Regions from separate parts of the Homo sapiens genome. Here region 1 is linked to region 2. The links are chromatin contacts, found by Hi-C or POLR2A ChIA-PET in ENCODE. All regions are on one chromosome and are shown on one strand. The core of a region is the stretch at or near the end of the contact, and the rest is flanking DNA. Distances in the headings are between cores, read along the strand shown. Region 1 overlaps PRDM10 (PR/SET domain 10). Region 2 has its middle 20 kb from the start of PRDM10.

Region 1 (6,083 bases), core at 109-2,608, 63 kb after region 2:
CCCCAGTGAGTGTTTAGAACATAGCAAGCATGCAATACATTATATTATTATTTTTTTAAAATTTCTTTTTCTTAAATAGAGATGGGGTCTCACCGTGTTAACCAGGCTGGTCTCAAACTCCTGGCCTCAGGTGATCCTTCCATCTTGGCCTCCCAAAGAGCTGGGATTGGCCGGGTGTGGTGGCTCATGCCTGTAATCCCAGCGCTTTGGGAGACCAAGGCAGGTGGATCACTTGAGCTCAGGAGTTTGAGACCAGCCTGGCCAACATGGTGAAAACACATCTCTACTAAAAATATAAAAAATTAGCTGGGCATGGTTGCTCGTGCCCGTAGTCCCAGCTACTCAGGAGGCTGAGGCAGGAGAATCGCTTAAACCTAGGAGGCGGAGGTTGCAGTGAGCCTAGATTGTGCCACTGCACTCCAGCCTGGGCAACAGAGCGAGACTCCATCTCAAAAACAAAAACAACTCCCCTCACCCCCCCAAAAAAACCCCAAAGAGCTGCGATTACAGGTGTGAGTCACTGTACCTGGCCTATACTATTATTACAAATAATGTCTTCATTTTTACATTTTTTTGCCCAGGCGTGTTGCTTTTTGACAAAGCTTTCTTTTATTATTTGTGGTTGAAATTATAATATATTAAAATGTATTTATCTACTGAAAGTCTTGGTTCCTTTTCTGTGTTTTCTCAGGCATGCTGCAGACAGACCTTTCCGTCCTTCATGAACACACGTGTGGTAGACAGATGACTGTCCTGTACCCTGTGCTGCTCTAGGTGTGCCAGACGTGGAGCTGTCCAGTTGGGAGAAGATGGATTCCAAAGATGAAAGCTCGCATGTGTGGCCGACATCTGCAGAGCATGAACAGAATGCCGCACAGGTGAAGACTGGTCTTTTCCAGCTTGGTATTGAGAGGTTTTCAGCTGGACTCAGTTTGCTGACAGCAAAGAAATACAGCTGCTATCTAGTAGTGACTAGTCGTTAGGAGCCGACATGAAGAACTCGTACACAAGGAATAGGGACTGTTTTGGCCCCTTGAATGCTCCATCGATGTGGCTCACCGTGAGTTAGGAGAGCTAGACCACCAGCTATAGGCTTCTCCGCCTTGTCTGCAATTTACTGTCATAATCTGTTTTACTACCCCGCTTTATTTATGTTATTGCTGCTGAAAACCTCAAACTATAGTTTGTTTCTTTTACGTTATCCATAGTAGTTTGGTCCTTTGTGTGTAATGAGTACAGGTATGTCTATAAAGTGAGTGGCCTTTTCTTTTCTTTTTAAATTCAGAATGTAAACCTCTAAGTCAAAGTTGTTCCATTATGAGTCAGCCACTTTAGAGGTTAGTCACTTGACCAAATGCTGCTGTCATCGATGACCTTTGCCTTTCAGATTGCTGCTAGAACCAACCACATGTTATTTTGGCTGTTCTTAGCGAAGGCAAATCTCTGCATTTTTGGTATGGAATTGAATTTGGGATGATTAGCAGTCATATGGAGCCATGTTTTATGTGTGACCAAAGTATAAAACTTAATTTTTAAACATTGTAGTAAACATACACGTGTAATGTTTCATTAAATTACATAACCATAGTACCAGTATCAAAATCAAGAAGTTACATTGAAACATTTAAGTATGCAGATTCTATTTAATTTAAGCAATATAATAAATATACAATAAATAAAATTGGTTATCTGGTATGATTAAAAAGTCTCAGTATGGACCAAATATGGTGGTTCATGCCATTCCCAGCAGTTTGGGAGGGCAAGGCAGGAGGCTCGATTCAGTCCAGGAGTTTAGGACCAGCCTGGGCAACAAAGTGAGGCCCTGACTCTACCAAAAAAAAAAAAAAAGAAAAATTAGCCGGACATGGTGGTGCATGCCTATAGTGGTGCGGTCATGTCTCTAGGAGGTGGAGGCTGCAGTGAACCATGACTGCACCACTACACTCTAGCCTGGGTGACAGAATGAGACCCTGTCACTAAAAATAAAAATAAATAAAGTCTTAGTCTGATTACTTAAAAAAGTTCCACTGATGTTTCAGCAGAGTATATGAGAATTCTGTTTTGTTTCTCCTGGAAATCATTTTGAGGTCATTTCCATGCAGCTATGTATTTTGGTATATCTTATTTATAAATAAAATTGTAGTTCATTAAAAAGCAAAACAAAAGAAAATCTGGTTGTGACACTGCATGACCAGGGCCCTGTCTGTGGGTAACCAGATAGTAGATAGCCAAGGTCAGGGTCCCTGTGGCACTCCTTCCTCCCAACTGGTTCTTCCGCCAGCTGGGAATTCTGATTTAATGAATGATGAAGACCAAGCAGAAAAGCTTGGATAGCTTGTCTGGAGGAAACATGTTTTCCCTTCTTAAGCACTGAAACTAGTTCAAGGCTTTGATGTTAATGAACAAATCGAAAGTCACAAAATTGTCTTATAGCAATTAAGCCTGCTTAAATATGAGCCTAATTTTTCCAATAGACAAACTTTATCTTCCAGACAAATCAAATTTATGTAGAAGCCAGACTAATCATTTCGTGTAGAGGTGGAAGTTTGTTGTATTTCTGTGGTGTTTGATTACATTTTGTCTCTTAGGTTTCCTTCTGGGGATTAAATTAGTTTATATTATCTTGGGGATCTACTATCCTTCACTAGAGAAAACTGACATTAAAAAGTTAGGTCCAAAGCCAAGGCAGTATAAGAGCAAGGATTCCACCCTAAGAGTGCGTGACTTCGATAGCAACACATACATTATTTCTCTCCCAAATGTGTTCTTGGGCCATCTGCTTCCAGACCTTCAATATCAGGCATCAGGCCATGTGCCAAGCTCAGGCCTTCAAGAATTCAATCCTCCAAAGCTGACCACTCAGAAAGTGTTTTACAAAACTTCATTTCTGCTTTAGTTCTTTAGGTCTTGGGAGAAAATTATTTACCCTGGTGACAGCTGAAATAGTTGTCCAGAACCCCCTAAAAGTACTTTATTAGAATTTTCTGTGTCTTCACCTACCCGGCAAGGAAGAGTTCTATTCCATTCATTGATTCAGCAAGCATTTACTGATATGCCTCCAGTATGTCCTTTGTGTATGAAACAACTTGCAGGAAAGAAAGTGACCTGATTTTATTTTATTTTATTTTTGAGATGGAGTTTCACTCTTCTCACCCAGGCTGGAGTGCAACGGTGCGATCTCGGCTCACTGCAACCTCTGCCTCCCAGGTTCAAGCAATTCTCCTGTCTCAGCCTCCTGAGTAGCTGGGATTACAGGCGCCCCCCACCATGCCCAGCTAATTTTTGTATTTTTTTAGTAGAGACAGGGTTTCACCATGTTGGCCAGGCTGGTCCTGAACTCCTGACCTCAGGTAATCCACCTGCCTCGGCCTCCCAAAGTGCTGGGATTACAGGTGTGAACCACCACGCCTAGCCAAAAGTGACCTTATTTTAATGTGTCTGCTGAAAGACACTATTAGTTATAAAATAGAATTCTTATGATGTGTTGACAGCAATTGGCTTTTGAGTCTTGACGTATTTTTTCACACCACAGAGTAATTTGTATGTTTTATTCTGATAGTGTTGTCAGGCAGGAATCTTCAGTGTCGTTTCCAGGATCAATTAACCACGCCCTTATTACTCCCCAAAAGAGTTATCTGCATTGGCCATTTGAGGCAAAGGGGAATTTAAGTCGGTTGCCTAACATTTAGCAGTAAATCAATGACAAGGTCCTTGCATCCTCCCCTAGTCACCACCTCGGTGTAGACAAAGGTGTATCCATCCCCATTCTCCTGTCATTGGGGATCTTTTAGAAACCCAGGTGTGCTTGTTGATCACTTACCTTCCTGATACTGATTTTGTTCTTTGTCTCCTGTTTATGCCAGGTGCACTTTGTTCCGGACACAGGAACAGTGGCTCAGATTGTCTATACCGATGACCAGGTTCGCCCCCCACAGCAGGTGGTGTACACGGCAGATGGTGCCTCCTACACATCAGTGGATGGTCCAGAGCACACGCTGGTGTACATCCACCCGGTGGAAGCTGCACAGGCATGTGAAGGGTTATCTGTTGATAATTTGTCAATTAACTAATTAACCAATTACTTGTGTTTACTTTCTGTCAGTCATTGTGCTAGGTACTGGTGATGCAGTACGTATTCAGATAAGATCTGTGCTCTCAGCCAGGCGCGGTGGCTCATGCCTGTAATCCCAGCACTTTGGGAGGCCGAGGCAGGTGGATCATGAGGTCAGGAGTTCAAGACCAGCCTGGCCAAGAGGGTGAAACCCTGTCTCTACTAAAAATACAAAAAAGTAGCTGGGCGTGGTGGTGGGCACCTGTAATCCCAGCTACGTGGGAGGCTGAGGCAGAGAATTGCTTGAACCTGGGAGGCGGAGGTTGCAGTGAGCCGAGATCGCGCCACTGCACTCCAGCCTGGGTGACAGAGCAAAACTCTGTCTCAAAAAAAAAGATCTGTGCTCTCAAGGAGCTTGTAACCAACTTGGCAGAGGAAGATGTGATTTATTTCTTGACGCTAAATGCAATAAGGAGTTAGAGCATGGGTTCGTATATAGCTCTTCTCTACAGTTGACTAGGTTATGAATTTATTATTCCTAAGTATCAAGAACCAGGCCAAAAATGGCTCTGTGAAAACATACAGATTATTTCAGCTAAATATGTAAGAAAGGGTCCTGCTAAGCTTATTAGCTACCACTTCTTAATAACTTACTGATTTGCAAGGCTGTACTAGAAGCAAAGATGTTTACTGCCAAAAGGCGTACAATTATAGCTGCTTTTATTTTATTTTTTGCCAGTGACTTGCAGTATAGCTTCCAAATGAGTGACACCAATATCCCCCAACATATAAATGTTAATTTACATTGTTAGCACTTTACAATGTATAAAGTACTTTGAAATGTATATCTTTAACATCTAAATTCCATACTTTTATAGTAGCATCTTGGTAAGAAAAATTTGCCCTCATTTGATATTCAATAAAGAGGCTCAGATCACTCCCAAATAGAAATGAGGCCCGCCTAATTAGTGCCTTTCAAATCTACATAAGTATGAAATCACTGAAGACTTAGTGGTACTTTTGGAATACCCCTGCCTATATTAAAATAAGATTAGTTTATATAAGAATGTCCTGTGACCAACTTTCAGTTTATTACAATGTTACTAAATGTCTGAATTTGGATAATTTTTATTTTGTTTACTTATTTTTTATTTTTTTTGAGACAGAGTCTTGCTCTGTCTCCTAGGCTGGAATGCAGTGGCACAATCTCAGCTCACTGCAACCTCTACCTCCCGGGTTCAAGTGATTCTCCTGTCTCAGCCTCCCAAGCAACTGGGATTACAGGCACCCACCACCACAACAAGCTAATTTTCGTATTTTTAGTAGAGATGGTGTTTTGCCATGTTGGCCAGGTCTCGATCTCCTGACCTCAGGTGATCCGCCTGCCTTGGCCTCCCAAAGTGCTGGGATTACAGGCGTGAGTCACCGCGCCCAGCCAGATTTTTAAAAACTTTAGAAGAAAGGACATTTTGACATTTTTCTGGATTAGAGATATTAACTGTGGTGCCCTGGCTACAGTAGTTTCGAAGAATTTTCTCTAGTTAGCTTTGCTGCATCATGAGCCAACTTAGTTTATGATGATTAATTTTTTTTTTTAATTATGACTTTACTGACTATGTAGAAAAGAACTCATGGAACATTAAGTTCAATTTATTTTCCTTCTACTTCTCTTCTGATAATAAACATGCACTTACATTTGAAATAGCTGTAATCCTTGGGTATGTAATCCTCTTCTAGATGCCTGTCTATCTCCATCCATTTTCATTTCATCACAAGTCTACTCCCGTGAGCAGTGTTATGTGTGAACCTGTGAACCCTTGTTCATGTCATGTCTCTTGTGTTTTCATGAGATGCCTTTTTAATTAACTGTGACATTCAGTCCCAAGAAAGGCTTTGCTTACGAGTAAAATTGCGAAGTATGTTAGCCATTGGGATGGTTAGCTTATACAATCTCTTTGGAGCCATGTGAATGAAAAGCTTTAGCTAAATTTAAGATTACTATCTTTATTTTCTGTATTAATGAAAGCTTATT
Region 2 (6,357 bases), core at 1,001-3,500:
GAAATGTGAAGAGAAGACTTGAAAGGGAAGACACTCAGTTCTCAAGCTCTCTGTTGGTTTTTTTAAATATGATAAGAAAGAGCAGTTAAGAGAACATTTACATTCCATGACCACATGAGTAGAGTAAATAAAAAACACTGCTAAGGAGGAGAAAAGGTCCTAAGATTAAATCCATGCAGGACCAGTCTGTCTCTTGCTGTTTGCTGAGAGGGAACAACAAGCTCAAGCAACTTAAAATCTAAACATGAACTATCAGCCGGGCTCAGTGGTTCACACCTGTAATCCCAGCACTTTGGGAGGCAAAGGCAGGCAAATCACCTGAGGTGAGGAGTTTGAGACCAGCCTGGGCAACATGGTGAAACCCCATCTCTACTAAAAATACAAAAATTAGCTGGGCGTGGTGGTGGGTGCCTATAGTCCCAGCTACTCAGGAGGCTGAGGCAGGAGAATCACTTGAACCTGGGAGGCAGAGGTTGCAGTGAGCTGAGATCATGCCACTGCACTCCAGCCTGGGTGACAGAGTGAGACTCCGTCTCAAAACTAACAAACAAACAAAACCATGAAGTATTATAGTATGTATCAGGGTACAGTGGAGTTTCTCCTCATTTCTTGCTGTCTCTTTTAATGAAGTGTGGTTTTACTAACAGAGAAGGATTATTTTTCTAACCAATAGCACTTAGTTTCCTCTCAGTGTTTAAAACTTTGCATCCATGTCCCTCAAGTATGTCACTGTCGGCTGGGCACTGTGGCTCACACCTGTAATCCCAGCACTTTGGGGGGGGCGGAGGCAGGCGGATCACTTGAGGTCAGGAGTTTGAGACCAGCCTGGGCAACACGGTGAAACCCCGTCTCTACTAAAAATACAAAAATTAGCCGGACGTGGTGGTGGGCACCTGTAGTCCCAGCTACTCAGGAGACTGAGGCAGGAGAATTGCTTGAACCCAGGAGGCAGAGGTTGCAGTGAGCTGAGATTGCACCACCACACTCTAGCCTGGGTGACAGAGCAAGACTCCATCTCAACAACAACAAAGAATGTCACTGTCTTTTTAGTCTTCTCACAGGCTTTATTGCCATATGTGCTGGAAAAATCCATCCAAATTCTTTTCATCTGATTTGCATGAGCAATATCTATTTCTGAGGATTATTCATGGATTACCCATAAATATTCAGAACAATGTTCCTGTAGATCTTAATCTTTGCTATATTTGGCTTAGGGTTTTGTTTTCCAAAAAATTTTCCATTTCCTTTCTCCCATTCATCATAAGATTCTCCCTAGTTTACCATTTGGTCAGCCACGATATTTGCAATCTCACTTGGATCAAATGGGACCATGTATATGGAAGGCTCTGTGTGTTGTAGAACACTATACAGAAAGAAGAGTTTTACTCCAGATAGAAATATTTTGCCCTGTATTGCGTTTTTAAAATTAAGCTTTAAGTAAACAACAAAAAAGATGTCTGAATGTTTCATCAGTGAAAATTCTTAGAAAGTATTTTCTATCTGGCCGGGCGCTGTGGCTCAAGCCTATAATCCCAGCACTTTGGGAGGCCGAGGCGGGCGGGTCACAAGGTCAGGAGATCGAGACCATCCTGGCTAACACAGTGAAACCCCGTCTCTACTAAAAATACAAAAAAAAAAAAAAAATTAGCCGAGCATGGTGGCAGTCGCCTGTAGTCCCAGCTACTCTGGAGGCTAAGGCAGGAGAATGGCATGAACCCGGGAGGCGGAGCTTGCAGTGAGCCAAGATCACGCCACTGCACTCCAGCTTGGGCAACAGAGCAAGACTTCATCTCAAAAAAAAAAAAAAGAAAGTATTTTCTATAATGTTTTCGGGGAGCTGTCATTTAAAACACGAATCATTCATATCTTCTTAGCCTACTCTACTAAAGGTTTTGTGTTTGTTTTTGTTTTTCTCTTTCCATTTTCCTTCCCAGTACTACTTCTCTGTTCCTGTTTGTAAGGAAAGCAAGCAAACCACTGGCCCAAAGTATACAACTGTTTTTCTCTTCCATCCCTATTATGTTCTTTTGTCATTTTCCCTATTATTGTTCAGCTAGCCATCAAGCCAAATTATAAACATGGGGGAAGATGATGGCAAAAGGCCACTGTTGGTTTAAAACAGGCTGGAAAGCAACCTTCTCCAACAAACAGGTAGCAATCCAACACAGGTGAAAGCACACAAAGGGGCTGCTGGGCTGTGACCCATGAACTCCCTTGGGACCAACTGGTGTGATCAGAGGAAAGACAATCGCAGATTGCTCAGTTGTGTTTCCTGCTGTCAGTGAGGAGTAGTGATAATCAAAACTAGGCTTGGCAAGTGAACAGACCATAGGCAAAGTGGTGGAGCCAGTCAAGCGTGTCTGGGGCAGAAGCCTTGACCTCAGGCATTCCAGAAATCATTTCTAACAATTGAGTCATCTCACACATCTCATTTTTTGAAGGATCAAGTTAAGTGCATAGTAGGTTCACCATAAACTTGTATTTTTCTTTGGCATTTCCTGTGATTTTTGTTACTCTTTATGGAAAACTATTAATTTGTATTTTGTGTCTAGTCACCAAACTCTTGTAGACTTAACTGTATACTCTGCAAGTAACGATAATTTTGTTTTCTCTTTTCTAATAATTATCTCTTATTTTTGTTCTATATTTTATTGCATTGGTTTGAATTTCCAAGGCAGTGCTGTTGGTTTGCAGAGACAGGGTTTCACTCTGTTGCCCAGGCTGAATGCAGTAGTATAACCACACCTCACTGCAGTCTCACACTCATGGGCTCAAGCAATCCCAGCCTCAGCCTCCAGAGTGGCTACTACTACAAGTGTGTGTTACCATCCCTGGCTAATTTTTCAGTGTTTTGTGGAGAGTGGGGTATAGCTATGTGTCTGGAATTGGTGGGTTCTTGGTCTCACTGACTTCAAGAATCAAGCCGCTGACCCTCGCGGTGAGCATTACAGTTCTTAAAGGCGGTGTGTCCGGAGTTTGTTCCTTCTGATGTTCGGATGTGTTCGCGGTTTCTTCCTTCTGGTGGGTTCGTAGTTTTGCTGGCTCAGGAGCGAAGCTGCAGACTTTCGCGGTGAGTGTTACAGCTCTTAAGGCGGTGTGTCTGGAGTTGTTCGTTCCTCCCGGTTGGTTCGTGGTCTCGCTGGCTTCAGGAGAAAAACTGCAGACTTTCACGGTGAGTGTTACAGCTCTTCAGGCAGTCTGGACCCAAAGAGTGAGCAGCAGCAAAATTTATTGCAAAGAGAGAAAGAACAAAGCTCCCACGGTGTGGAAGGCGACCCGAGCGGGTTGCCACCGCTGGCTCGGGCAGCCTGCTTTTATTCTCTTATCTGGCCCCACCCACGTCCTGCTGATTGGTAGAGCCCAGTGGTCTGTTTTGACAGGGTGCTGATTGGTGCGTTTACAATCCCTGAGCTAGACACAAAGGTTCTCCACGTCCCCACCAGATTAGCTAGATACAGAGTGTCGACGCAAAGGTTCTCCAAGTCCCCACCAGAGTAGCTAGATACAGAGTGTCGATTGGTGCACTCACAAACCCTGAGCTAGACACAGGGTGTTGACTTGTGTGTTTACAAACCTTGAGCTAGATACAGAGTGCCGACTGGTGTATTTACAATCCCTTAGCTACACATAAAGGTTCTCCACGTCCCCACCAGACTCAGGAGCCCAGCTGGCTTCACCCAGTGGATCCCGCACCGGGGCTGTGCACCCTGCGCCCTCACTCCTCAGCCCTTCGGTGATCGATGGGACTGGGCGCGTGGAGCAGGGGGCGGCTCTCGTCGGGGAAGCTCGGGCCGCACGGGAGCCCACGGAGTGGGGGGAGTCTCAGGCATGGCGGGCTGCAGGTCCCCAGCCCTGCCCCGCGGGAAGGCAGCTAAGGCCCGGCGAGAAATTGAGCACAGCAGCTGCCGGCCCGGGCGCTAAGCCCCTCACTGCCCAGGGCTGGTAGGGCCGGCCGGCTGCTCCGAGCGCGGGGTCCGCCCAGCCCACGCCCACCCGGAACTCGCGCTGGCCCGCAAGCGCCGCACGCAGCCTGGGTTCCCGCCTGCGCCTCTCCCTCCACACCTCCCCGCAAGCTGAGGGAGCGGGCTCCGGCCTTGGCCAGCCCAGAAAGGGGCTCCCAGAGTGCAGCGGCGGGCTGAAGGGCTCCTCAAGTGCCGCCAAAGTGGGAGCCCAGGCAGAGGAGGCCCCGAGAGTGAGCGAGGGCTCTGAGGACTGCCAGCACGCTGTCACCTCTCAGCTACATTGCCCAGGCTGGTCTTGAATGCTTGGGTCTCAATCAATCTTCCTACCTTAGCCTCCCAAAGTGTTGGGATTACAGGCATGAGCCATTGTGTTCAGCCTCAAGGCAGTGTTAAATAATATATGGGGCATCGTTGTCACCTCTTTTTTTTTTTTTTTTTTTTTTGAGACAGAGTCTCGCTCTGTGGCCCAGGCTGGAGTGCACTGGCACCATCTCTGCTCACTGCAAGCTCCGCCTCCCGGGTTCATGCCATTCTCCTGCCTCAGCTTCCTGAGTAGCTGGGACTACAGGTGCCCACCACTGCGCCCGGCTAATTTGTTTGTATTTTTAGTAGAGACGGGGTTTCCCCGTGTTAGCCAGGATGGTCTCAATCTCCTGACCTCGTGATCTGCCCTCCTCGGCCTCCCAAAGTGCTGGGATTACAGGCGTGAGCCACCGCGCCTAGCTGTCACCTCCTTCAAAAAAAACAACAACAACAAATAGAGACGAGGTTTGTTACCCTCGCTATGTTGCCCAGGTTGGTCTCGAACTCCTGTACTCAAGTGATCCTCCCGCCTCAGCCTACCACAGTGCTGAGATTACAGATGTGAGCCACCATGCTTGGCTCTATTTTTCTTTTTATCATCTATTTTTTTATAGGAATGCTTCAGTTGATTATCATAAGTAGGATATTGTAGAGGGTTGAATTTTATCCCCCTAAAAAGATATTCAAGGTCTAATCCCCCTCCCCCTCCTCATACCTGTGAACGCAACCTTCTTCAGGAATAGGGCCTTTGTAGATGTAATAAGTTAAGATGAGTTTATACTTGATAAGGGTGGACCCTATATACAATGATTGTTGTCCTTGTAGGGAGAGGGAGATCTGGAAATGAATACAGTTCAGGCAAGACGGGCAGGTGAAGAAGGCAGAAGCAGAAAGTGAAGTGATGAAACTGCAAGTCAAGGAATTCCAAGGATTGCTGGCGAACACAGGAATTTAGGAAGAGGCAAGAAAGAATTCCTTCCCAGAGACTTCTGAGGGAATACAGCCTTGCCGATAGCTTATTTCAGCCTTCTAGATTTCAGAGCTGGGAGAGAATGAATGTCTGTTGTTTCAATCTTCCAGTTTATGGTAGTTTGTTCCTAGGAAACTAATACGTATATTGTTTATCTTTGAAAATAGGTATTTGAGAACATTTCTACTTCTCTTTGACTAGGATATTTTGTAAAATTAATAAGGAATAAGCACTCTTTAATCAAATAAGTTTTTTGCATCTTGCTTGCTAAAATGTATGCATTTTTTAAAAAGTATGTATTTTAGTTTTAAAATTGTCTGTATATGTATATGCACATGAATTTAATATTTTATATAAATCCATAAATGCAATCATGTTATATATCTTGAATTTTATGTTTTTCATATTGTGGTCTTTTTCTTCTCGTTTTGCTTTGCACGCTCCTCTTCTCCTGCCCCTCTGCCTACTTCACCCTAATCCACATACCCAGGTAACTGTATATTCACAGATGTTTATATATTTGCATACACACACACACACACACACACAGAGATTTTTTTTTCATTATTTGTTTTACAAAATGAAATATCACACATGTGATGGTCAACTTCATGTGTCAACTTGATTATTCCCTCAGTTACTAATCTAGCTGTTGCTGTGATTAAAGTCCATAATCAATGACTTTTAGTAAAGGAGAATATCTTAGATAATCTGGTTGGGCCTCATCCAATCAGTTGAAAGGCGTTAAGAGTTGAACTGAGTTTGCCGGGCGTGGTGGCTCACGCCTGTAATCCCGGCACTTTGGGAGGCCGAGGTGGGCGGATCACCAGGTCAGGAGATCAAGACCATACTGGCTAACACGTTGAAACCCCGTCTCTACTAAAAATACAAAAATTAGCCAGGCGTGGTGGCGGTTGCCTGTAGCCCAGCTGAGGCAGGAGAATGCTGTGAACCTGGGAGGCGGAGCTTGCAGTGAGCCGAGATCGCGCCACTGCACTCCAGCCTGGGCGACAGAGCGAGAGATTCCGTCTCAAAAAAAAAAAAAAAAAAAAAAAAGAGTAGAACTGAGGTTTCTGGGAAGAAGAAATTCCACCTGCGGGTAGCAGCCTCAGCCCATGCCAG

What was found. Hi-C counts contacts between places; a loop is a spot of excess contacts on that map. ChIA-PET counts read pairs that join two places held with the same protein, here RNA polymerase II (POLR2A). Pooled maps may share reads with other maps.
Region 1: a loop to region 2 is called in a pooled map, with 7 times the contacts of the local background. The contact joins two enhancer-like sites. A Hi-C loop is called at or near these places in 17 of 37 single-sample maps with no recorded cell type and 5 of 50 pooled maps. POLR2A ChIA-PET finds 5 or more read pairs at or near these places in 4 of 52 experiments (B cell, BJ, CD4-positive, alpha-beta T cell and 1 more).

Annotation. Positions count from the first base shown.
Region 1 is chr11:129,955,691-129,961,773 of GRCh38, reverse strand. PRDM10 (PR/SET domain 10) reads left to right here. Exons shown (of 21, transcript NM_199437.2): 2 at 692-878; 3 at 3,864-4,028. The coding sequence starts at 810. Among named protein-coding and RNA genes, the nearest start is that of PRDM10-DT, 44 kb to the left of the region's middle. Within about 2 kb of position 1,358, at least 3 of the 41 ENCODE cell types and tissues checked have a DNase peak (open chromatin) inside an H3K27ac peak, as active enhancers do; they include OCI-LY7, where a contact is called at or near this core.
Region 2 is chr11:130,019,369-130,025,725 of GRCh38, reverse strand. No RefSeq gene overlaps it. Among named protein-coding and RNA genes, the nearest start is that of PRDM10, 20 kb to the right of the region's middle. RefSeq lists a silencer at 2,201-2,280 and an enhancer at 6,240-6,289. Within about 2 kb of position 2,250, at least 4 of the 41 ENCODE cell types and tissues checked have a DNase peak (open chromatin) inside an H3K27ac peak, as active enhancers do; they include OCI-LY7, where a contact is called at or near this core.